3 separate regions of the Mus musculus genome follow, and all the other regions are linked to region 1. Evidence: chromatin loops called from intact Hi-C (ENCODE). Cell type or tissue: left cerebral cortex. All regions are shown on one strand.

The links. Peaks named below come from ENCODE experiments on the same cell type or tissue, not always from the same donor. Only the 100,000 strongest peaks of a DNase experiment are listed, where the experiment ranks them.
Region 2: a loop joins it to region 1, with 6 times the contacts of the local background. A loop is called at or near these places in 17 of 42 quality-filtered maps.
Region 3: it touches region 1 in a loop (4-fold over the local background); 11 of 42 quality-filtered maps call a loop at or near these places.

The regions. Positions count from the first base shown.
Region 1 is chr10:93,287,133-93,295,132 of GRCm38, reverse strand. All of the region lies in intron 1 of Elk3 (ELK3, member of ETS oncogene family), which reads left to right. Gm32551 (a long non-coding RNA gene) reads right to left here. Exons shown (of 2, transcript XR_871953.3): 2 at 5,668-8,000. Among named protein-coding and RNA genes, the nearest start is that of Gm32551, 6.2 kb to the right of the region's middle. In left cerebral cortex, CTCF peaks have their summits at 3,064 (motif pointing left) and 3,607 (motif pointing right); DNase peaks (open chromatin) are centred at 114, 3,074, 3,542 and 6,583; H3K27ac peaks cover 2,516 bases.
Region 2 is chr10:93,468,456-93,476,455 of GRCm38, reverse strand. It overlaps Lta4h (leukotriene A4 hydrolase), which reads right to left. Exons shown (of 19, transcript NM_008517.2): 7 at 7,628-7,700; 8 at 7,268-7,408; 9 at 5,633-5,656; 10 at 5,090-5,160; 11 at 4,491-4,602; 12 at 3,413-3,557; 13 at 1,877-1,980; 14 at 1,468-1,538. Among named protein-coding and RNA genes, the nearest start is that of Hal, 16 kb to the left of the region's middle. In left cerebral cortex, a CTCF peak has its summit at 4,808 (motif pointing right); a DNase peak (open chromatin) is centred at 4,810.
Region 3 is chr10:93,573,742-93,581,741 of GRCm38, reverse strand. Ccdc38 (coiled-coil domain containing 38) reads right to left here. Exons shown (of 16, transcript NM_175488.6): 12 at 7,580-7,731; 13 at 6,334-6,469; 14 at 1,775-1,980; 15 at 1-9. Among named protein-coding and RNA genes, the nearest start is that of 4933408J17Rik, 12 kb to the left of the region's middle. In left cerebral cortex, a CTCF peak has its summit at 4,025 (motif pointing right); a DNase peak (open chromatin) is centred at 4,040.

The sequences.
Region 1 (8,000 bases):
TCTTTCAGAGAGCAGCCCGGCCGGCCGTCGTGTCAAGGGTTAAAATAGAACTGACACACAGACCGAATGAAACCAGAGCTGCAGTTACAAAGTGGGACAGATGTGGGAGGGCCAGGTTTCCTGTGGCCCATTTTCCAGTTTCCTGCCTGCAACCTGCAGAAGAAGAGGAAGCTCAGCGCTAGCAAAGTCTGAGAACCCTCGGATGGGGGCTGTGCCGCCAGCCAGAAATAAGAGTCGCGGGGAGAGCCTGGACAATAAAAACAATCGCATAGAAAGTAAATGGCCAGGTTCTCTTCCAGAAATGTCTGGAAAGGAATGGCCCTTCTGTTTAAAGAAAAACACGCCCCACATCTCTGGGGCGGGGGTGGGATGGGGGTGGGGCGGCTGTACCCACCATGCAAGAACCTCTGTGCTTTATGGCTCTACAGCTCGACTCGGCTTTCAAGACATGGTCGGTTTTCTTAGAACCGTTGGTTACCTGGAGTGATTTTTCCACCCAAGCACTGTGGTTTTCTACCCCATCTCCTGGATTTATGGATACACAGAGAGGTAGCCGTAGACAGCCCAGGGGCTGCTGCCTCTGTTGGGAAATCTAAGCGACTAGTTGGTTTCTTTCTTCACTCTTCGCTCTAGCTTCACATTGTGGTCTGATGTTTTCAAATAACAAAGACAATGGAGGTGTGTGCGTTGAAGATTCCTTGCGTTCTTTTTTTTTGTGTGTCGGGCTACCTAGAGAGCTGAAGGGAATGGTGCACAGAGAGCTCAGAGGGTCAGAAGATACTGGAAAAGGTGGATAATGCTATTTTTCCCCCAAGAGAGCGACTGTAAAATGTCTGGGATCTTTAGCTTTTGTTAACCATCCATAAAGCCAAAATACTTCAATCCCACCAGAAAGAATTTAAGATTAAAAAAAAAATGGTAGCTTTATACACTTGTTTAGTGAGTGTTTGTTTTCCCATCACGTGCTGTGTTGGAATCGCAGGGGATGCTAATGAGATGCTGGCTAAGAATTCCTAGCACGTTTGTGCAAGCCTTGTTTCCTAGAAGGCAATATTATAAGGTACTCGCGTGAGCTTTGCTGCAGCCAGATAGCAAGCAGGATAGTATTCTGAGCTTTCCCCGGGCTATCCCAATTAGAGTTGACTAGCATCTTGGAGGTACACAGAAGGTGTGTGCTTCTGGGACGCCAGATATTTATTTATCTTCTAGGTGGCTCACCTTTTCTCCAGGCCCAGAAAGTACAACTTGTACCTTGAGGAAGTTCTGGGACGTTGCCACGTTAGAGATCAAAGAGGACCCATGAGAGGCTGTCTAGAGAGCTCTGAAAAGATAGGATAAGATAGGGCTGGGTTGTGCCCTGCTGGGGTGGGGTGGGAAATGGATGAATTTGCGGATGTTGGAGGAAGTAGAATGACCCATGGACGCCATCTCAATGGAGGCAATGTAGCCATCCACTTAGTTTTCCAAAGAAAACACCCTTGTACGTGAGCCACCAGCAAGCCAGTCAAGTTGCTTTTGATTTACCCACAGATGACAAAGTTCCAGGAGAGCTGGGCAGTTTGTATACACAGTTGCAATTCTGTTCTGGCTGAGCGGCCATCAGGTCAGTAATTTCTCCCAAAAAGTTCTCTCCTCAGATGGAAGATTCAGTTTTAAAACGTGGCAAAGTGTCTTGCATGGTCTTAGAGGATAAATCGCTAGGTTGAGCAGTGCCCACTTCTCTTTGCTGTTCCTCTGTTTCTTTTAAAAGACAGGAACAAGCTGTAGATTGTCTACAGAAGAAAGGAAAGCACGGACATTGGTTACCCCACGAGAAGAACTTTGAGGAACATGGACCCTTGGAAGGATGTCATACCTTTGTTTTTCACTTGTGACAGCTGGCAATGACTAAAATGCTTCCTGAAAATAAATTGTAATAGTCTTAGGCTCATCTCAGAAAAAAAAAATGCACCAGAGGTTCTCAACCTGGGAGTCATGACCCCTTTGGGGGTTGAATGACCCTTTCCAGAAGGCCGTCAGAAAACACACGTATTTATATTACCATTCGCAACAGTAGCAAAATGACAGTTATGAAGTAGCAACAAAGTAATTTTATGGATGGGTGTCAGCACCGACATGAGGAACTGTTGCAGCATTAGGAAGGCTGAGAACCAACCACTGCCCAAGACAAAGACTTCAGAGTTTGTTGGTGTTGTGTGTTCATGTACTTCGCAAATTACCCTTGCATGCCTAAAAGTTGCCCGTCCTGGGGTCTGGCAGACCCTAGATGTATTCCTGTTCCTTGGTTTCAGTGGGTTTGTGGATAGCAGTGAACCTTTCCTCATTGGACAAAGAGCTGCAACCCGGAGAAATGTCAGCAAGAGCTTGGTTTTGGTTTTTTCTCCCCCCACCCCCCTCCATTTCTGGATCCACACACATCTTAAGAAAAAGACAGCATGCTATCTGAGTGTCTCCTTTGTGTGTCCTTCACACAGGAATATCCCTTGTTTTCAGACAGCAGGTGTGATAGCTCACACCTTTAATCCCAGCACTCAGAAGGCAGAGGCAGGTGGACCTCAGTGAGTTCCCAGTCATCCCCCATCTACATAGGGTGTGCCAGGACAGCTAGGGCTACATAGTGAGACCCTGTCACAGATCAAAGCAGGAAGAAAGAAAATCAGAAGGTCCTTTTACCTGCTTAACTGCCACCTCTGTGAAATCCCAGAAGCAAAGCTGATAACGTGCAAAGAGAAGCATCAGGTGTGGTTCAGTAGGAAAAAAAAGGAGGAGGGGGAGGAGAAAAGTAGAAGAAAAGAAGGAGAAGGAGGAGGAGGAGGAGGAGGAGGAGGAAGAGGAAGAGGAAGAGGAAGAGGAAGAGGAAGAGGAAGAGGAAGAGGAAGAGGAAGAAGAAGAAGAAGAAGAAGAAGAAGAAGAAGAAGAAGAAGAAGAAGAAGAAGAAGAAGAAGAAGAAGAAGAAGAAGAAGAAGAAGAAGAAGGTGGTGGTGGTGGTGAAGTTTTGGATTTCTAAGAAGCAGTTCAAATCTCTGGCTCTGGATTATGAGTCTGCAGCCAACTCAGAGGACATCTGGCGCCACCTCGTGGCAGATGGAAGGTAACATGTCCTCCACGTTAGGAAGGAAACAGAGGGGAGGATGCCAGGGAGACGGAACCTCTGGAAGTCCAAAGACCGCTTCTCAAGCAGGCAATCTCCTGGCTGCAAAAGCAGCCAGTCTGTTCCATCTTTTACTTTGTGGTTCTGTCCTAAGGTGGGTTTTTTTTTTCACACGAAGATTAGGAAGAACAACAACAACAACAACAACAAAAAATCTCAGGTTTACATTTGTAAAGAGCTGAGTGTTGAAAACACAGAGTGAAGATACTCACTTGGAGTATACAAAAAATGTCTCTTCCTCATAGTACCAGTGGCCCCCTTGCACTTCTTTCCTCTGTCTGTTGCCCTAACCAGCCAGCTTGGGTTATGTCATCCACAGACAGACTTGTTAGTCTAGATCCTCCTCCGCCCAGTGCAACAGTTCTCATCTACTTGATTCCCTGGCCTTTTCCTGGAACACAAGTTCCATGGGAGCAACGGCATGGCCAGGGGCAGCATGGCCAGCAGGGGTCGCTCTCTGCTGACCCGCCCAAGTTGGAGGCCTCTGGAATTATTGTCTTATGCTAGCCGGGAAGGATAGGTGCTGTGCTGCCTGTAAGGATATCAGACAACAGTCCTAACAATGTACACAGTTACATTCCAAGTCACCTTGTAAGCCGACAAGCACACTGTGGCTCAACGTTCACCTGGATGTCGTTGACTGTATTGAAGCCATTGATTGCCTAAAGACAAAGCCCACAGTCCATACAGTATCTGAATGATGCTTTTGAGCTGGGGGGGTGGGGGGGAGGCCATCTGATGTCACAGCAGCATCTGTGAAGAGCTTTCCTTGTTTAAGAAGTAAAGGCAGCTAGTGTTTTAAGTAGTACTTGCTTTGTCCCGGATAGTTTATTAGCGACCTTGTAATATTCAATAGTAACCCTGCAAGGCAGGGATCTGTATCCTCTATACCACCACCATCACTTTACCTGTGAGGACATACGTGTAGAGAAAGGTGAATGACACCCCTAAAACCCTACAGGCAGGCAGGGCAGGGCAGACGCTCAGAGATGAACACAAAGATGCTCAAGTATCTTCTCACCTGCCGAGTAGCCTTCTGGGTATGCACGGGCACTCCTTAGAGGTGTGGAAAAGAACCCTGCCCTAGTCAAGCCAGCAGTGTCTAGGACCTGGGGACACTGGTCGGTGGTTTTATGCTGATTTTTATGGAAGCTAATTTACAGCTTTGTTTCTTATAGAGGACTGGCTGTGAACTAATTCTTGTCCATAGATACCCAGTCGCGTCTACAATGCTTCTTTGTTTCTCTCCCACTCTTTCTTTCTTTTTTTTTTGTCTTCATTTATCTGTTTCACTATTCCTCATCTGTAAATGCCCCATTATTCAGATTTTTTTTTTTTTGAGACAGGGTTTCTCTGTGTAGCCCTGGCTGTCCTGGAACTCACTCTGTAGCTCAGGCTGGCCTTAAACTCAGAAATCAGCCTGCCTCTGCCTCCCAAGTGCTGGGATTAAAGGCATGCGTGACCACTGCCCGGCTATTATTCAGATTTTGATGCCATTATAAAATCTACCTAGTTCCTTTGTCTTAATAGACGAAGTGAGTAGACAGTAGACTTAATAGACAGTAGTGAGCAGGAGAATATCTTTGACCTGCATTCATTGTAGATCCATCTGGCAACTGTGATTTTTAACCTTGTTTGAAAATTCCATTTTTAAACAAAGACATTTCTTCATTTTCGCTGTCTCAGCAAGGTCTTCTCCGACCCCTGTACCCCTGCCCAAGCCCACAAGTACATCCTGCTCCTTGCCCAGCTTCAGTGACTTTCCATAACACCCGTCTTCCAATACACTGTAACTTAATTCATCACGCGTTTTGTTGTTCACAGCCTGTCTCTTCCACTGACATGTGAGCTCAATACGGACATAAGCCCTTTTGTTTACTGATGCTAGACAGCATCTTGGCATAAGATAGATATGAGAGAGAGAGAGAGAGAGAGAGAGAGTAGAGGTTGATGTTTCCAGTTGGTTATAGTATAATATATAGCATAATATATAATACTATAGTATATATTATATACATCTTATTTAAAAGAACCTACATTGATATACTCAGTATCATAGCTTTTATTTTTCCCTTTTAATACATTTATTTATTCTTGCTCTGTGTGTGTGTATGTGTGTGTGTGTGCACGCGCACACACGCACATGCACATGCACGCTGCATGGGAATATATCTTATGACATACATGTGAAGGTCAGAGGGCCATTTGTTGGGAGTTGATTATCTTCTTTCCCTATGTGGATCTTGGGACTAGAACTCAGGATGCCAGGCTATTGAGAAAAGTGCCTTTATCTGCCTCGCTGTCTTGCTGGCCCTGTCTTGTTTTGTTTTGTGAGATGTGAACAGGTTTCGGCAAACATCATCTGCTACGCGTGAAGCTAGCTGTTAATTTGAATTGACTGGGAGAGGATTGGCTTTTGCTATTGAATCTCATACCATCCTGAGCCTTTTGTACCCAGCTTTGCCTTTTATGAGGAAGGAAGACGACAGTAAAAAGTGTAATAAAGAAAGATAGGCTGTCAACACGGCTGGTCTATCAGTCTGCTTCCTGCCTCTTTAAAGGGGGGTTTTTCAGATCTGATGAGCCATTTTATTTTATTTTAATCATTTAATTGACATGGTAATTGTATGTATTTATGAGGTGTGATGTGATGTTTTGATACTTGTTTTCTGTGTACAAGCAAATCAACAACATTAGTACATTCGGTACGTAAACATTCACAGTCCCTGTATGATGAGACTTAACCTGGTAAGACAGTCTAGCAGACAGTGTGCTTGCAGGCAAGCCTGGAGACCCGAGTTTTATCCCTGAGAACCAACTACATGTAGCTTTCCTCTGCCTTCCATTCGTGTGCGTTTATGCTATGATGTGCATATGCCCCTCCCCTCATAATTTTTTTAAGGGATGGCATTAAAATACCTGATAAAACCCCACATATTCAAAACAAGAGCTAGGCAGGGCAAGAGAAGCATATTCTAATTAGCAAACAAACAAAACCAGAGTATGTCGTGTGTTCTCTTTAATATGTGGATGCTTTAAAAAAGTGACTTCGTAGTCAATACTAGGGGCTGGGAGGTGGGAGGGCTGGGTGAAGGGGGATTCGACAGCAGAAGCCAATGTATACAGCTGGAGGAGCAAGTTCTGTTTTAGGGACCTATACTTCACAATAGTCTATTGTTTATCTTAGGAAGATCTGCAAGACAGAAGTCTGAGGCTCCAAAAATAAAGAGAGTAAAGAAGAAGCCATCATCCTGATTTGATGGGTGCCCCTTTGTGCATGTTGACACATCCTCAACCAACAAAACCCAAAAAACCCAAAGCGGAGTGGGGAAGAACATTTAAAAGCCCAGACTACCAGGGAATGGATGTGGGTGCATTTGTCACATTTCTAGCATTGCGCTCAAGAGTTCTAGTCCTTGGAAGCTAGCAGGTCTGGGCATCCAGCCAGATGAATGTCAGCTGATGACACATTGTAACTTAAAGCCGGCTCTGATACCAGGACATTGTATCTATGCGGTGTTACAATATGATACAGTCTCATGGATACACTGTATCCATATAAACACTTGCTGGGATGACAGAGCCCACAGCCTGTCCAAGTTGCAAGGCTTTTGTGAATTCTTCCTCCTGGTAAGTCCCATAGTAAACTGAGTCAAGTACAGCAGTCACGGTTCTTAGAACACCCCCCACCCCCCAGGTACACGAGTCATTGCTCTTTCTGGACAGTCTAAATGACAGGTATTGACAGGTATTGGGGATGGAGGTGGGGTGACATGCTGGATGGTTGCATATGAGAACAACTGCAAGTTACAAAATTTGATGTGGCCATGATTAAAATGAACAGTAGAAGTGGAGTCAAAGAAATATAGCTTGTGCCCTTGAGGGGAGGAGACGAGTCCTCTGTTAATGGTTTTAGCTCTATGGCTCCATGTAATGTCATTTGATAAGGGGACAGGGAGTTAGAACCACCTTATGCTTCTGTGACACACCCCTCCCTACCAGATGGCTTCTACCGTAGGACTATGAGCTGGCTAAAAGAGAAGTATGTCTGATATTCACCACCGAGGAATGTGTGGCTTGGGCTTCCAACACAAAGTAGAACTTTGTGTGACTCAGTCGTCAAAACTGTGGCATGGAGGAGGGCAGAGCAGTGGCTGGCGTGAGCTTGGAAGAAGGGCCAGTCTGTGCTGGGTGGGACGCTTTCCGCACATGAAGCCTGAGCCCCCAGACACCTCCAGGGAGCACAGTTGCTCACTGCAACTCTGAGTGATCCTGCTGCAGTTTGCCACCTCAGGGACTGGGCTCTGTCCTAAGAGTTGTTGGGTGACTCTGAGGTCCTTATCTTCCACCCTGGCCTTCTGTGGGTCCATTTCCTGTATTCCAGAAATGTGGGCGATCCTGAAGCTGATTGCCCCATCACCACCAAAGGCCTCTTCCCTGCCTGCCCTTTCATGCCTCCTTGAGCTCCCAAGGGCATCCTAGTGAAGGGAGGAACAAATATGTGTGATGTTGTAGCAGTCAGCTTTAGCTATGGTGATGCTTTGTAACAAACAGTCCCAAGCGTCCTTGGCTCACTGTGGTATTTATTTTACTTCTGCTTCTTCAGACTCAACCTGTGCCAGGCTTTGATCAAATTGAGGTAAATTCTATGTATCTCATCGCTTCAACCCAGTATTTCACTGACTAGTTCAAGATACATAGCTAAGCCCAACTCTCAGTGTGCTGAGGATATAGGGACTTGCTTCAGTGCGGCTCTGGCTGCCTGGCCCCTTAAAGGAGTGAAGCTGGGAAGAGAGAGGCAGGCTGAGCACTTCCCCTCTCTGCAGAACTCCAAACTGGCTGGCATCTC
Region 2 (8,000 bases), 180 kb before region 1:
TCTCTTCATTATGTAGCCTTGTCTGTCCTGGAACCCATCATATAGACCAAGGCAGCCTTCAATTCACAGATACCTGTATGCCTCTGCATCCTGAGTCACACTGTGTTTTTAAATGTTTACTTCGGCTCTCTATACAGACTGGTACAGGAGGAGGCCAGAAAACATCTAGGTGCACAGTTCAGAGGCCACAGCAGTCTTCCTGTGTGCTAACGTCACAGTGAGTATGAGTGGAGGGGCAGGAAATGGAGAAAAGAGGATACGCCTGGGAGACATTTGAATGCATACAAATGTGGAGAGTGTTGTAAGAATGTGGGAATTACTGCATCTCTTCTGAGTACTCCTTTCTCAGCCTGGGCTCTCAAGAGGCGTGCCAAACACACAGGACCATGGCATCTTTATTTCTACCTCAACTTGTGATGCTCACCCTGCACCTAAATTAAATCAGGCTATTTGGTGGGAGAGTGGCTGGTAAGGACTTTCCATGATCTGAAGGAAGGGAGGGCAACCAAGAGCTGGAGTATGCCAGAGTCAGCATCCTTACACGACAGCTGAACTCAAAGGTGCAACTAGCTCCCTGACGCCAGGGAGGTGTTTAACTTAAAAGACAGGGGGTTAAGGCTCCAGGGATTTAAGGCTTACTATTTATGAGTTGTGCAATTTTGGGCAAAACACTTTGGTCAGCTAACTCTAAATCACTACTTCTAGAAATAGGGATAATAACTTATAATAGCTTAAGGGTAGATATAATATCTGTACATATTATTTAACAGTAAAATGCTATTTTTTTCCTTACTGAAAATGTGTATGTGTATTTTAGATCAAGTCTTGCTACTTGAACCCTGAGCTCATGATCCTCCTATCTCTTCCCAAGGGCTGGGGTGAGAGACAGCCACCATACCTAGCCTTCACAAAACCTTTAAAAGGAGAAAATATCTTACTCTTTCCTGAGTCCCTCTCCATATCTCAGTAGAAACAAAGCACTCAGTAATAACTGCAATCAGTTCAACAGATCTGTTTGTAAACCATGGAAATGGCTTTGGGCTTCAGGGAAAAAAGTCTAAGAAATCTATCCAAGCCTCTGCACGCTTTGCTGACTGGTAACAGTTCAAGAAAAGCACATAGTCTGTCCAGATACTCCAAAAGGGATCCGGTTAGGTGTGTTCAACCTGCAGCCCTCAGCCACCTGTCCTGAGATAGCTACACATGCAGTCCAACACATTTGTAGGTTAGTATGCCGCAAAGCAATAACAAGAGGTTAAATACTCGCTGTGTGGTGGTAATGCACACCATAATCCCAGTGCTTGAGAGGCAGGCAGATCTCTGTGAGTCTGAGGCCAGCCTGATCTACAGAGTGAGTTCTGGACAGCCAGGGCTACACACAGAAATCCTGTTCTGGGAAAACAATAACTAAACAAACAAAATGGACAGGAAGAAGGAAAGGAAGCAGGTTAGCAGGCGGGTACGCACTTGGGCTTGACAGGAGGCAGGCCCGGAGCGTAGAGCCAGGTGTTCCAATCAACTTGATTGAGAAGATCCACCTGTGAACAGAAGACCAGCCAGTTCGTGACAGATAGAGAGACTTGTCCTAGGTTGTAACAAGCTCACAGATGCCCAACTGAAAACCTGGGAGTGATCAGACACCATCTACTCTACGCTGCCACGTCGAGATAATTTCTAAATGTGGGACGGTTAAATCTGACCAATTAACATACAAACTTACAGATATCACAAGTGTTCTGAAAGGGAATCAGAATACAACAGAGGAGTCTCTTGGGAAATTCTGAGCCAATACTTATGGTTAAGAAATACACACAGCCTAACAAGTAGTTTATAGAGCTACATGGAGCATGAAAAATAGGAAGAATTTAAAGCTGACCTTGTCTTTAAAGTGGGAATATAGGAAGCTCTTCCAGTCATCAGTCGTTACACTTTGGTAGGAAAACTTCTTAACATAAGCCTTTAAGAATCCTAGAAACACCTCTAGGAGGAAAAACAAAATTAAAAGAAAGAAAAAGAAATCAATTCACAGGAAGGCAATTCTTTGACGTCGTTTTTGCAGTTGACGTTGTTCTGGTAACCACGGGCAACAGAGAACAGTCAAAGGACCAAGGAGAGCTCTGGACAGTGAGAGAATGTTCAGGACAGGAGGCAGGTCTCCAGTTGGGCCTAGAAGTCTCCTTCCAGCCAGGATGACATAATGAAGTCACAGAGCAAGAATAACCCAAGTTCTAAAGCAATAGCCCTCATCGATGAGACAAAGGGGGAGTAAGCCCACAAATGGAATGGAAGGGCAGGCGCCTTCAAAGCCGATGGAAACGGGTACCACCCCGCCCAGGCCATCAATATAATGTCACATAATCCCAGCACATCTGTGTGAGAGAGAGAGAGTCACGTGCCCTGAGTACGAGGATGCAAAACACTGAGCTTAGAAATTTAAAAAAGACAGATGCAGAACCAATACATAAGACAGTCGCTCTCTCTTGCCTGTACAGCACCACACCCTACTGTACGGACCTCCATGCGGACAGACCTGTGGGAAACTCGAATTCATGCTTGTGGCACGGGAAGAGGTTAACATCAGTAACTAGTAATGAAGCAGAATCATCAGGACACTGTGTGATAGAAGCAACTCGACTGGTCTCTCCCCAAATCCTCTGCTAAGCCGCTCCGGTTCTCAGGGGCCCCGCTGAGTCACACATGGCTTATGTTCCAGGAGTGCTTGTTTTATTTACTGAAGGGCACAGGGTGCAACCCAACAACGACACTGGCAATCTAGATATTCCAAAGTGAAGCCACGAGGTGCAAAGGTGAGGGGGAAAACCCTATGCTGAGGTGGCTAAGACCCACAGGAAGGAGGAAGCTGATGTAGGTGACGTCACATCCATGAAAACTTGAAGAAAGAAGAGAGAATTACAGCGACTTCTGGGAACTTCAATGGAGGAAGTGGACCCACCAATAAGAGTCTACAGGATCCCTGATTTTATTAAAGTCATTCCATGTATATGTGTGTGTGTGACTGACAGTCATCTACCCCTAGAATAAGATCTGGAGCCAGTGACATCAAAGTGCTAATGAGGTGACTCTGGGGCTGGCGAGGGCTGGGAGGCCGCTCATTTGTCACTCATAAACTTCTGGATTGCAGGAAGTTTGTCTATGGATATACGCTATTACCCTAACTCTTTAACTATAATGGGATTTAAAAAAAAGTCAAGCCCCCATTATCTAGATTAAGGGGTTGTGTAGAGTTTTGTGGATGAAGGCAACATCTGACAGCAATAGACGTCTCTAGCAGAATGAACCAGAAATGTAAAAAGACTAGAAAGAGTTAACAAGTCATCTCTACTCTTCATATCACCCTCCCAGAGATTAAAAACAAACGAAAGCCAACCGGCGGACAATGGCAGCTACTTACCTGGTCCCCCAAGAAGCTGTTCAAGGTAGAAGAGTAGCGCAAAGCCCTTCTCATAGGGGATGGAGGAATAGGCTACATCGGGGTCTACGTCCTTCAGATCAACCACGAGCTTGGTGAAGGGGTGGGACTCCCCAAATGTTTTTATCTGCAACCCAATAAAGTGAGATGAGTACCCTCATAGGAAGAGGACTGTTACTGCGCCAGCAAGCTGTTGGGGAGGCTCTGTTTCACTCAGGCTTCTAAACCTTCAACGTACAGACTGGAAACAGTATGCTGCTATCACTCCTGGAGTCTAACTACATGTATGTCTCAGATATTCCTTGCTAATAACAGGCTTTACTTTGACAAAAGAACTAGAAAGATGATTTAATGTCTGAGCGACACATTTAGAGTTGGGGAGAGTGTGTTTAAAAATTCACAAGTAGGGGTTGGAGAGATGGCTCGGCGGTTAAGAGCACTGACTGCTCTTCCAAAGGTCCTGAGTTCAAATCCCAGCAACCACATGGTGACTCACAACCATCTGTATTGAGATCTGACACCCTTTTCAGATGCGTATGAAGACAGCTACAGTGTACTTAGATATAAGTAATAAATAAATCTGCCTGGCAGTGGTGGTGCAGAGAAACCCTGTCTCCAAAAAAAACAAAATAAATAAATACATTTTTGAAAAAAAAAAATCACAAGTATTAGGGCCAGGCAGTGGTGGTGCACACCTTCAACTGTAGCACTCGGGAGGCAGAGGCAAGCAGGCAGAGATCTCAGTGAGTTCAAGGCCTGCCTGGTCTACAGAGTGAGTTCCAAGATAGCTAGGGCTGTTACACAGATCACTCTGTCTCAAACAAACAAACAAACAAACAAATCACAAGTATTCACATAAATTTCTATGCAATAGTCATCTATGTTAGCAGTAAAGAACGTATGTGTTTCTTGGCTCCCAGTTTAGAACAGGGCTATGCATGGCACCTGCTACATCCTCTACACCTATGACTACCCTGTTGTTAAAAAGATAGTTTATTAACCCAGTTTGGTAATGACTATGCAAGGCTGGGTGACTCTTGTAGAAGCCCACCCTACTTACCGTATTCTGTAGCTCTCCCCATCCTCCCAAAGCATGGAAATGTCTGAACTTTTCCCCAAACAACCGTCCACAAATGTGGCGCTCTAAGTAGACAGTATGTCCTTCGTTTAACCTGAAAGGGAACAAAACAAAAAAAAACAACAACAAAATGGGTACTGTCCCAGCAGATAGAACACAGCATCTTAGCCAAGCGGATCTTTTCTTTTGTGTCTTCCCCCGGGAGGAGAGCCCTTATAGATAGCATGGCCTCTACATCCCAGCCCATGCTGCCTAGAGAGGCCCAGGCAGTCAACTAAGACGATAGCAAGCCCAGACCAGCAGGTGGCAGCAGAGAAAAGGAAGCGGCAATCTTGCTATTGCCAAGTCTGTGTTAAAATGCGGCAATGTCAGAGAGTTAGCGGCAGGAATAAACTGCACACCTAGACTGTATGGACCTCTGTGACAGGTGCGGCAGGGTCTTTTGAAACTCCGTGGATCATAGAGACCGTAGGGGAGAGAAACAAGAAGTACAGAGGAGACAGCGGTGGCGGTGGGTGGAAAGCAGAAGGATCAACAAGAGCAACCAATAAAACAAAAGAAAACAAAACAACCCATCATACCAAAAGTGATCCCACGTCTTGTTAGTCACTAGGTTTCCTGTCCAGCTATGAGATATTTCATGTGCAATAACCTGAGAGGACAGTGTTAAGGGATTAGTGGTCACACCGGATACCTCATCCTGAAGCAAGTCCTTATTTAAATACTTCAATGTCACATGACTTGATGTTTTTAAAAACGTATTAAAAAATTACTTACTTCGGGAGGAAAATGCAATTTAACCAAGACCAAAAAGGTATAGAACATGCTAATGGATTAGAAACAACTACCACAAAGAAAAAAAAAAAAAAGACATGGAAAGTATTAAATTCAATGAGCATGTAAGCCGATTAAAATGTTTCATACACAGGAAATAACAATACTTGTTTCTGTGATTATGTATCATATATATTTGGCTAAATTTTTCTTTACTCTACTAAACCTAATTGCTGAAGTAGCAAGAGGATAACCCCAGTTTTCTTTTACAATAATAACTTCTAAACAACACAGTGGGTATTTTAACAACTTCTTGAGTGTTAAGATTGTAAGAAGAAATTTTTACTTACGTTGGAGAGTGACTTGTCACCTGCCTACAAAAAAGAAAACATCTTAGAATTTCCATCATCAGATCGATCGACAGGCTGCAGCTGACGACATCTCAGACCTGGCCTGAAGGGTCACTGTATGTCTACTCTGTATGTCAACAGGTTCAACACACAGGCATTAGGAAGCAAACACTGCCTTCTTTCCTTCCCTAATCACAGAAACCTCTTTAACATCAATAGGACTAATAGGCCTAACCCCAGAGAGAGCTCTTTACTTCCATTTCATGTATCTACCCCTCTTTCCTTCTTACTGTGTGTGTGTGTGTGTGTGTGTGTGTATGCGCACGCACGCGCGTGTGTGTATGTGTGTGTATGTAGCTGTGTATGTGCATGTGTATGTGTGTGTGTATGTATAGGTGTGCATGTATATGTGTGCATGTCTGCATGTGTATGTGTGTGTGAGTGTGTGTGTATATGTATGTGTGTGCGTGTGTGTGTGTGTGTGTGTGTATAGGTGTGTGTGTATGTATAGGTGTATGTGTATGTATGTGTATATGTATGTGTGTGTGCGTGTGTATGTGTATGTGTGTGTGCATGTGTATGTGTGTGTGTGTGCGCGCGTGTGTGTATATGTATGTGTGTGTGTGCGTGTGTAGATGCACGCATGTCTGCCTTTTCTACTGAGGCAGGGTCTCTCAATCAAACCCAGAGCTCTGTGCTATGGCGAGTCTTGATAGGTAGCCTGCTCTGGGAATCTCATCTCTGCTTTCTGAGGCTGGAATTACAGGCAGGGAGCACTGAGGTGGGTTCCAGCAGGTCCTAGCTCTAGGCTACACGAGGGCTTTGGTAAGCACAACCTCCCACTCCCTCCTTTCTTTTAATTGACAATAGATTAAAGGAAAGTTTACACTGTCCAATGTGTTCTATGGCGAATTCCAATCTACTTAGGTCCTAGTTAAGTCCTTGCTGGATTCCTAGAACTCCAAGCAGCTCACTAGGTCTATAAAGCAGCAATGTGTGGTAGGCCAGTCTTCCCTTAGATGCTGGGCACTAAGTTTCTGTGCCTCATACCTGACTGCCAAGTATGAATGATGTGGATCCTTTGTCTAGATACATAATTTGTCCAAAGTGCGTTGTATGGCAGGGCTACTCTCAACATTTCAAAATACTGTAGAACATTCCCTTTCCCGATGGCCAAATAAGTCTCCTTTGAAAAAGTGAAAATTGCGATAACCACAACTAGCAATAAAATTAGAAATAAAGGCTATACAAACAAAAATATATTAAAAATATTACTAGCATCCAAAGCTCTTCCCATCTGTGTATGTGTGTGTGCATGTGCGCATGCCTGCATGTGTGTGTTTCCATGTGGAATAGCCTTAGATTCTATTATTCACATGCTGCCCTCCTTGGATTTTGAGACAGTATCTCTCATTGGCCTGGGCCAAGGAAGAAGGCTATGGTCTAGGACCTGCTGTCTCCACCTCCCTGGTCCAGGATTAGTGTATACAACCGACTTTTCACATGGGTTCTGGGAAGTCAAACTTAAGTCCTCATTAATTATGCAGCAAGCCCTTTATCAGCTGAGCTATGCCCCAGCCCTTCACCCAGGCTTATTTTGGGGACCTCCATTTCAAACGAAGAAATCTTTCTCACCAGTAGCGTAGGCGTTACGAACGTGAGACAAGGGTTCTCCATGCCACCGTACGGGAAGGATGGGGGCAGAACCAAGAGGTCGTACTGCCCCCAAACATAGGGCCCCCCCAGATCTTCTGCAATTTTAAGCATGGATTCGGTCTGGAAAAAAATGAATGCATACAAATCTCTTAATGGTCATAATAGTCATTTCTTAAAAGTGCAAAACGGCTTTCTGTGAAGGCTGTTTTAGAAATTTACTGAAATGATAAGCAGGAAGTAGCAACTACAAACACATCGGAAAGTGCTCACAGCTATGGCATTACCCACGAACCTAAAATCTACCGCCTCATACTATTAGGAAGGGTATGTCTGACCAACCTCAGAAAATTCATTAGCAGATTTCTCCACCTGCTCTTTCTCGGACCACACCAGAGTTCTTGGGCCAATTTGTCTGCAAAATGCAAAAGCTTCATGAGAGAAATTCCAGTCAAATTACTCATCTGGGTCTAAGAAGAACCTAGACGTTTTGTAGTAACAAAAGCTTGTAAAGTAAGATGGGATTGGTTGTGCACTGGCAGGGAGGGAGGAGGCCAAATCATTTAAGGTATCTAATCTGCTGTTAAACACACAGCAAGAACTCTCCACAGAGGCACAGTGCCAGGAAAGGAAAGGAAAGGAAAGGAAAGGAAAGGAAAGGAAAGGAAAGGAAAGGAAAGGAAAGGAAAGGAAAGGAAAGGAAAGGAAAGGGGAA
Region 3 (8,000 bases), 290 kb before region 1:
TCACGCAGCCTGTCATAGGTGAAGAGAAAGTTATTAGAAGGTCTAGAAATAGAAAGTGAAGCGTCTACATTGTTACTGTTTGGAAATGAACTATCCAAATATAAGATTTCCATGATGATGGCTTTTAAATATTCAAGCAATGGTAAGACATTTAATTTTTTTTTTTTTTCTTTTTGTTTTTTCGAGCCAGGGTTTCTCTGTGTAGCCCTGGCTGTCCTGGAACTCACTTTGTAGACCAGGCTGGCCTCGAACTCAGAAAGCCGCCTGCCTCTGCTTCCCTAGTGCTGGGATTAAAGGCGTGTGCCACCACGCCCGGCAAGACATTTAATGTCAACATTTTGGATGAATCCTTCTCTCAGTTCCCGCTGAAGCACTTTCTATACCATAGCCACCTTAGCTCCCAGCCTCCTCCTTGACCTGCCTTTAAAGTTTAAGGGGAATATGCACATCACCTGAGTGGATTGCCACAAACTACTCTGATCGTTTTGAATGATGCCTTAAATTTAAGACCAGTACAAGCCATTTCTGCCTTTTAGGGTAAGCATTGGCTCAGACAAGGCAGTGAGTGACCCTTATGGACCTGTGTAGCGACATGCCAGTGTTTTCAGAGCATGGTAGTGTCTCCTGAACCCTTTTTTTTGAACTGGGTGCTTTGTTAGGTACCATTAAACAAAGCAGTTCTTAACCTGTGGGTCACGACTCCTTTACGGTTGAATGACCTTTCCATCAGATGTCCTGCATCATATCAGATACTTACATTATTCATAACTAGCAAAATTAGTTATAAAGTGGCGGTGAAAATAATTTTAGGGTTGGGGGTACTACAATGTGAAGAACTATAAAGGCTTGGATCACTATTAGGAAGGTTTAGGGCCACTGCTCTAAACTTTGGAGAAAAAGTTCCTTTAATAACTGGAACTGAATGCATATTACTGTTGAAAACAGATTGTCATTGCACTCCCTGGTACTGTAAGGAACCTGAGGTCATTTGGAAGGAGTTGTCCTCGGCTAAGTCTGCTCAATGCTGTGTAAGAGCTGTCTGAGTCACCTTCATTTTTACATGAGAGAGAGAATATCCTCCATGCATCAGCAATGTAACATTAATGGCTAGTATCTTTCAGACATGTTCAGTGGTTTTACATCGTTAATTTGATACATCGTCCCTATGACGTAATCACTCATCGGCTTTGCCTACATGTCATGTGGTAGTAGCAGCCATGTTATAGTGATAATCGTTCCAGACAAAATGCCTATAAAGATCCTCATTTGACTTGTAGAGATCTGCAGGGATGAGGTCTCAGGGATGACGGTCATGTGAGGTCTGTGGAGATAAATGAGTGGGGGTGGAGTGCCAGCTAAAACATTGCATAGTGTCACCTAAGAGTTGCCATTCCTTTATAGACCGAATCACCTGTGGTCATCTAAGGACAGACCCTTCACCACAGTGCAGTTCTTTCTTCACATGACAGCCTCTGAGAAATGTTCATATGACTTGAGACCCTCCTCCTTCCACCACAGCCATCCTAATTGGGTCACTTGTCTCTGATAAACCTTGTGTTTACCCAGATCGTTTGGGTCACAGTGCCCATTGCCTGTAGAAATGATAACACTTATTTCCTAAGAACATTCTCTGTGGGAGGGAGGGCAGGGCTGAATCCTCCACTGCATTCCCATCCTGCAATGTTTGCCATATAGAGACAGCTAACAGTGGGGTGGGATTTATGCAAACCAGCCATGTAACCCATTCGATATACTGAGGAGACTGTCACAGTACTTTTGCCGTCGCTCCTTCTGTTTGAGCCTTTCGATCGCTTCCACGTGTTCTCTGGGAATAGATTCAATGAGGTCGCTCAGCTCCACCAGGCGAGACTCTACTTTGACCAGTTTTTGAACTGCATTCAAGCTGCCAACCTCAGCATCTCCGATGCAGACTCTATACACTTGATTGATCTTTTTACTAAGAGAGTCTATTAGCTTTTCCTGAGCGCAAGAAAAAAAAAAGCAGAAAACGTTCCGTCACTATATGGTGGCTCACTGTCAGTAAATGCAAAATTCCATTCTACTGTTACAAGAGGAAAGCTCTTTAAGCATCATCATCATCACCGTCACCATCATCTCGTGCTGGGGAGAGGACCCAGGACCTAATACATGGTAAGCAAATGTTCTACCGCTGGGTCACACCCCACCTGCTCCCTAAATGTTTCGAAAGACAAATCACTGAGAATCAGGTAGCAAGGAGAATTTGTATTATAATTTATAGCCAGATCATTATTACAGTGACACCTTGGATTGTATTAAAATATATACAGTGTATAAATATATATATATATATATATACATATATATATACATATATATATATATATATGTAGATAGATAGATGAATAAAATTATAAGATAGTATCTTTTGGCTTGAATGTTTCTGTTGACCAGATTTCCTAAATGTTCCAAGTGCCGACAACATACACATACACATTTCAAATCACTTTGTACCACCAGTGGCTTAACGTGTGCCCCTCCCGGTTTTATTGTTGAAAACCCTATAATGCTGAATGATAGGTATGTATCCGCATATGTGCCCAGTCCCCTTCCTGAGAGGGGACCAGAGGGCAGGGACCACTGCTTATGTTACTGTGCACACCTAAAACAGTGCCTTGCACATAACTACACAATAAATGTTTGCTGAATAAACGAGTGCCTTCTTTCAGAGAAATGCATGTACAAGCAAACAGATCCCTAGGCCGACCAAACAGCCTGCTGGGAGTTTAATTTTTGAGGTCTCCGTGGGGAAGCCATTGCTTTAAGTCTAAGCTAAGGAGCACGTAGGCCGAAGCCCGCCGATCCCTGTACCTCGCCACTTCGATGTTTTACTTGATTCTGCAGTCTCTTGAGCTGGTAGATAATGTATTTCGGGAGATGAAAGGGATCCTTTTTCGCCACGGGCTGGCTGATACTCCTCAAGAGGAACTCAATAAACTTCTCAGCAAAGTAAATCGCTTTCCATGTAGGCTCCTGCCTCAGGATTGCCTGCTTCTGCTCAAGAAGATGAGAATCACCATAAAGACAAGAAAAACACACCCAAGGCTGATGTGACTCCCTCCACTGGGGAGACCCATCTGGAACCATAAGGGCCTCACAGCCGCCATGCCATCGCTTAACGCCAAACAAGGTCTGCCACTTCCGGCAGCTTGTTGTTCCCACCTCTCGCTTTAACGGATGTTCCAAAGATCCTGTTTATCACAAAGCTCCTAGTTTCTCACTTTCTAAAAACTTACTTTATTTTCACTTATATTAAAAGAACAGTCCTTAAAAAAAAAAAAAACCCTAGAGAAATATAAAATAACACAAAAGAAAACCATAAATGTGCCATGACGTCCCCTCTAGCATAGCACTTACTTTGTTTTCTATTTAGAGAACTCCACATTTCTTAGAGATAGCTAAAGGACAGACAAATATAAAAAAGAGAAAATAGTGGAAGTACCCCACCCAACGGGGCGACACACTGCATATTAAAGAGAAGAAGAGTAATCAGGATCTTAGTAGAAGATGTGGCTCATGTCTATAATCCTAGCACACGGGCTGGGAGAGTGATTGCCACAAGTGTGGGACAACATGGGCTAGGCCAGCAGGGTTAAATTTGTTTTTGAAAGAAGAAAAACCTATCTTGCCCTAATGTACATGGGAATTTCAAGAAGTTAATGCTTGTTTAAGTAAAACTGATAGGAGCATGTTCTTTTTGATGGAAAGATACTTGAACGCAGAGTTAGGCATGGACAGATGGAGACTTTATATGGTGTCTTTTTCTTTTTTTCTTTTTTTTTTTTTTTTGTCTTTTAAGATCCCTCATCAAACAGGAGAGGGAACTACAAGGCGAAAATGGATTAAGAACTAATAGAAGGAAATGAAAGATGGCTTATTATGAAAATGAGATTGAGTTCCTGGTCTAAGACAGCAAAGGAAAAAAAGGGTTCCAGAATAAGGCCAACTAGAGACAAGAGAGATGTGCAAATGGGTCCTTTAAATTGCCACTAGAGGGCGGGCTTGGACCAGAGCTACTCAAGTTGGAGGCCCTGGCAGCAGGCCAGGTTCCCCAGGGCCAGTGTTCCCCAGGGCCAGTAGGCAGGAAGATGGATCCAAGACTGGGGGTACCAGGACAACTTAGGTGTACGTCCACAGTGAACAGGACCTGATGGACCAGAGCAGTGTTTCAAACTGGAGGCTTGTCTGGATGTCCGTGTGTCATCCGTGTTGATCTTTCCATTACGATTCAAAACAGTAGCAAAATTACAGTTCTGAAGTAGCAATGGAAATAACGTCATGGTTGGGGCTCACATCACGAGGAACTGCATCAAAGGCTCGCAGCGTTAGGAAGGCTGAGAAACCGCTGCTTCAGTGCTGGCCTAGTGTGCGTGTGAGGCAGCCCAGAACTGCGTGAGACTGGGTGGTGGTCTGTGCTGGTAATCCCAGTCTCAAACAGGAGGTGCAGGAGGAGAACTCCAAGGTCATCCTCAGCTACATAGTGAGCATGAAGCCAGCTTTGGATAATGAGATTGTGCCTAACAACAGCAACCCTCAAAACAAAACACTTCTAAGTTTTCCATTTCTCTCTCCCTCCATATCACTTCATACTCTTGGAAGACTGTAAGTTATTAACACCATGTTCCAGAGTGTGCCTGCAAATTGTACACATTTATACTTGTGATTGTTCGTTGATCGAAGTCTTGAGGAACTTTTGAATCAAGTCTCTGTTCTCTGCGCATTGAGCCCTGGGCCTTTCACAAACTAGATTCTCCCTTCTCATGGTTGACTCAATGTTTAAAAGTATTGAGCATGACATTTGCGCCCCCTTAGCTGCCCTAAAGCTGAGATTAAAGTGGTTTGGTTGTGGCGTGCCGTACCATTAGCTAGCAAAGATAATTTATCTTTTATTTGACAGGGTGGTCAGCTTCACAGTTATTTAAGAGTTGGATAGAAACAATACAAGTGTCCATCAGATGAATGTCAACCAATACAGTAAACAAAGTACTGTTTAGGATGGAATATCATTCAACAAAATTCTGATACACGCCACGGCATGGATGAACCCAGAGAACCTTATGCTTTGTGACACAAGCTAGACATTACAAGACACATCCTGCTCAGATTCACGTATATGAGCTATGGAGAAGAGTCGAAGTCAGAGACAAAGAAGCAGAGGCTGAGCAGTGAAGGGACCAGGAACTTGTGTTAAATGCATATGCAGTTCTTCTTGTACAAGATCAAAAGCATTCTAGAGATTGGTTGCAAAACAACGTGAACGTATTTACCACCACCAAACTGTACGTTCAAAAAAAATGGTTACAATGTCCAACTTTATGCTTCAGTGGTGGCAGAAAAGTTCTGGAAATAGACCGTGGCGACAGTTATGCTACGTGAAGGTACTTGTGCCATTGAATTGCACACTCGAGATGGTTAGGTGGCAGAGTTTTGGTAGAAGTGTATCCCTGATGAAAAGAAATGGTTGATTAAAAACAAAAACGAAGAACTGGACGGTTACAATCAACACATTTCCTGCCACAGCTTTTGCTTTTAGTAACCCTGCCTGTCTGCATGTAGGGGAGGATGGTCATCTGTTTCCTAAAGTAGCCTGTTCCTCAAATCTACTTCTGCCTAAAAGTCAAGATCACAGCCATACATGTGATGTTAGCCCAATGCGGCGTCTTTGGATTCAAATTCCATGAGGCTTTCCCAAGAAACCAGTGGTTGTTAGAGTTTGTGGATCTGTAAACTAACCTGATCATTCATTCAACAAACATTTATTGAGCATCGACACTTAAGGGAGCTCTGGACTGAGTTCACTAACAAGAAGTTAGGATGGTCCTTGTGTGGAGGGCTCTGCATGCAGCTGGGAGAGGTGAACCTATCAGTAAAATAAAGGTGTGAGGATGTGTCATGGGTGCTGGGAGACAAGCCAATCTATTTAAGCCCAAAGAAGTTGACACATATTCTAGGCTCTGTGCTTGGGCCAATTTTCCATGCAGTATTAAGTGTGTAGGTTCATGACATGTTCTGTCATTGAGTGGTCACATGAATTTGCCATCAAAACGAATAAACTATATCACACACAACATAGCAACAAAGAAGGGCCATTTGAAATAACTAGAACAACATTTCACGTGAACCCCCTGGACGATTCTTCCATATTGACAAAATAATTCCACGCACTGGTTTTCCACACCCCGTCAACAATTTATGGATTGCCCTAACTCTCCCCGTGTGTCAAGTGCTCAGCACCCAGGGAGGCCAGATCATTACCGGGAGACAAAATAAAGTTACCACAGGCCAAGAAGGTACCTGAGCATCGGAATTGAATTCTCCAAAACTGAAGAGCCTGGACCTCAGCTCCAGCTCTGCTGCCTTCTCCTCCTCTCGTTCACAGTTCATCCTGAGCATATGTTTGTGCTCCAGCAGGAAGGAGATGTTGTTGTTTCTATTGCAAAAGAAGGAGGGGACCCTCGTCTGTAACTCAAAGTTGAGGGACTCAGCCCTCTTGCTGGCCACATGTCAGCACCTGGCACCCAGCAACCACAAAGGGGTCAGCGTGTGATGACATGGCCAAAGTGCATGTGTGTGCATTTGTCATGCGAGTGAGAAAGGTGGGGGGGGAGGGGAGGGGGGAGAGAGAGGAAGAGTGAGAGGGAGGGAGAGAGGGGAAGAGGGAGAGAGAGAGAAAGAGGGAGAGAGGGGAATGGGGCAAGAAGGAGAGGGAGGAAGGGAGAAAGAAGGAGAAGGAGGGAGAAAGGGAGAAGGGGGAGTGAGGAGAAGGAGGGAGAGGAGGGCCTGTGCTCACCACGCACGCACACAGGTCACAAGAACAACCTCAGGTATCAATCCCCATTTTTCACCATGTTTGAGAAAGGCCTTCTTCCTGTTCTTCCTTCTTCCAAAATGTGTGTGTGTGTGTGTGTGTGTGTGTGTGTGTGTGTGTGTATGCGACGGCCTATGTGGACGTCACAGGCAGCTTGGAGGACTCGGCGCTCTCCTGCTACTATGTAGATTTCAGGGATTGAACTCTACCTTGGCAGCCTTTACCCGTCTCAGTGGCCTGGGGTCCTGTTTTGGCAAATGCCAGTGACCTTCTGGGCCGTCTCTTGTCTCTGCCTCCTGTTAGGGGCACTGGGCTCACAGGTGTGCACTACTGTGTGTGGCTTTTGTGCAGACTCCCCTCCTCATGCTTGGTCAATAACTGTTCGATCCCCTGAGGCAGCTCTCAGGCCTACAGCCAAGTCCACGGGAGGCAAATAAAAGCTTACATGCAGGTGTTAATTTCCATTGGAACAGATTTTCTGTCCTGAAGGCAGTGATGCCAAAGGGCACCATTTCAACCCCTCCAGCTAGGAAAATGCTTCAAGAGCGAGAGGAAGCAGGAGGAAAGTTAAACTCAAACCAATCTAGTCTGACCAGATGTCAATTCTTCCTTTGGACCCATCATGTAAATTGTTATTAATTAAAACCCCAGCCTACACCAGGAGAGGGGCCATCATGAGTGGTTGGATATGGTCTCTGCTTAGTGACTGTTGAATAGGAGGAACCCACTCACATCTTATCCTGTATAAATTTTTCTCTTTTGTTGACATCTTCGAGATTCTCATCCACATCTTGGGAATACTGAACCAAGGTGAGGTTCTGCTCTTCCAGCTCCGTGAAGACCTGCAGCAACTCCTCTGGCTCCTTGAAATAAATCTCTGGCAGCTAGTCAATCAACAGGGAAGAGAAGTGTCTCATAATACGCTCATGTGATTTGTCTAGACAGCATAGGGAGGGAGCTGTCACTCAGCTCTCCACCCATGTGGCAAGCTACTTGAGAAAGTCAACTTTTAAGGAGGGACTATTTACGTTTGCCCTGGGACTATGGGAAGTGCATAGTGGCAGAGTAGCCGGTGTCAGGATCGCATGGCGGAGGCCACTTCACTATAACCACGAGGTAAAGAGAGAAGACACCAAGGGTCCCCTTCTCTTTC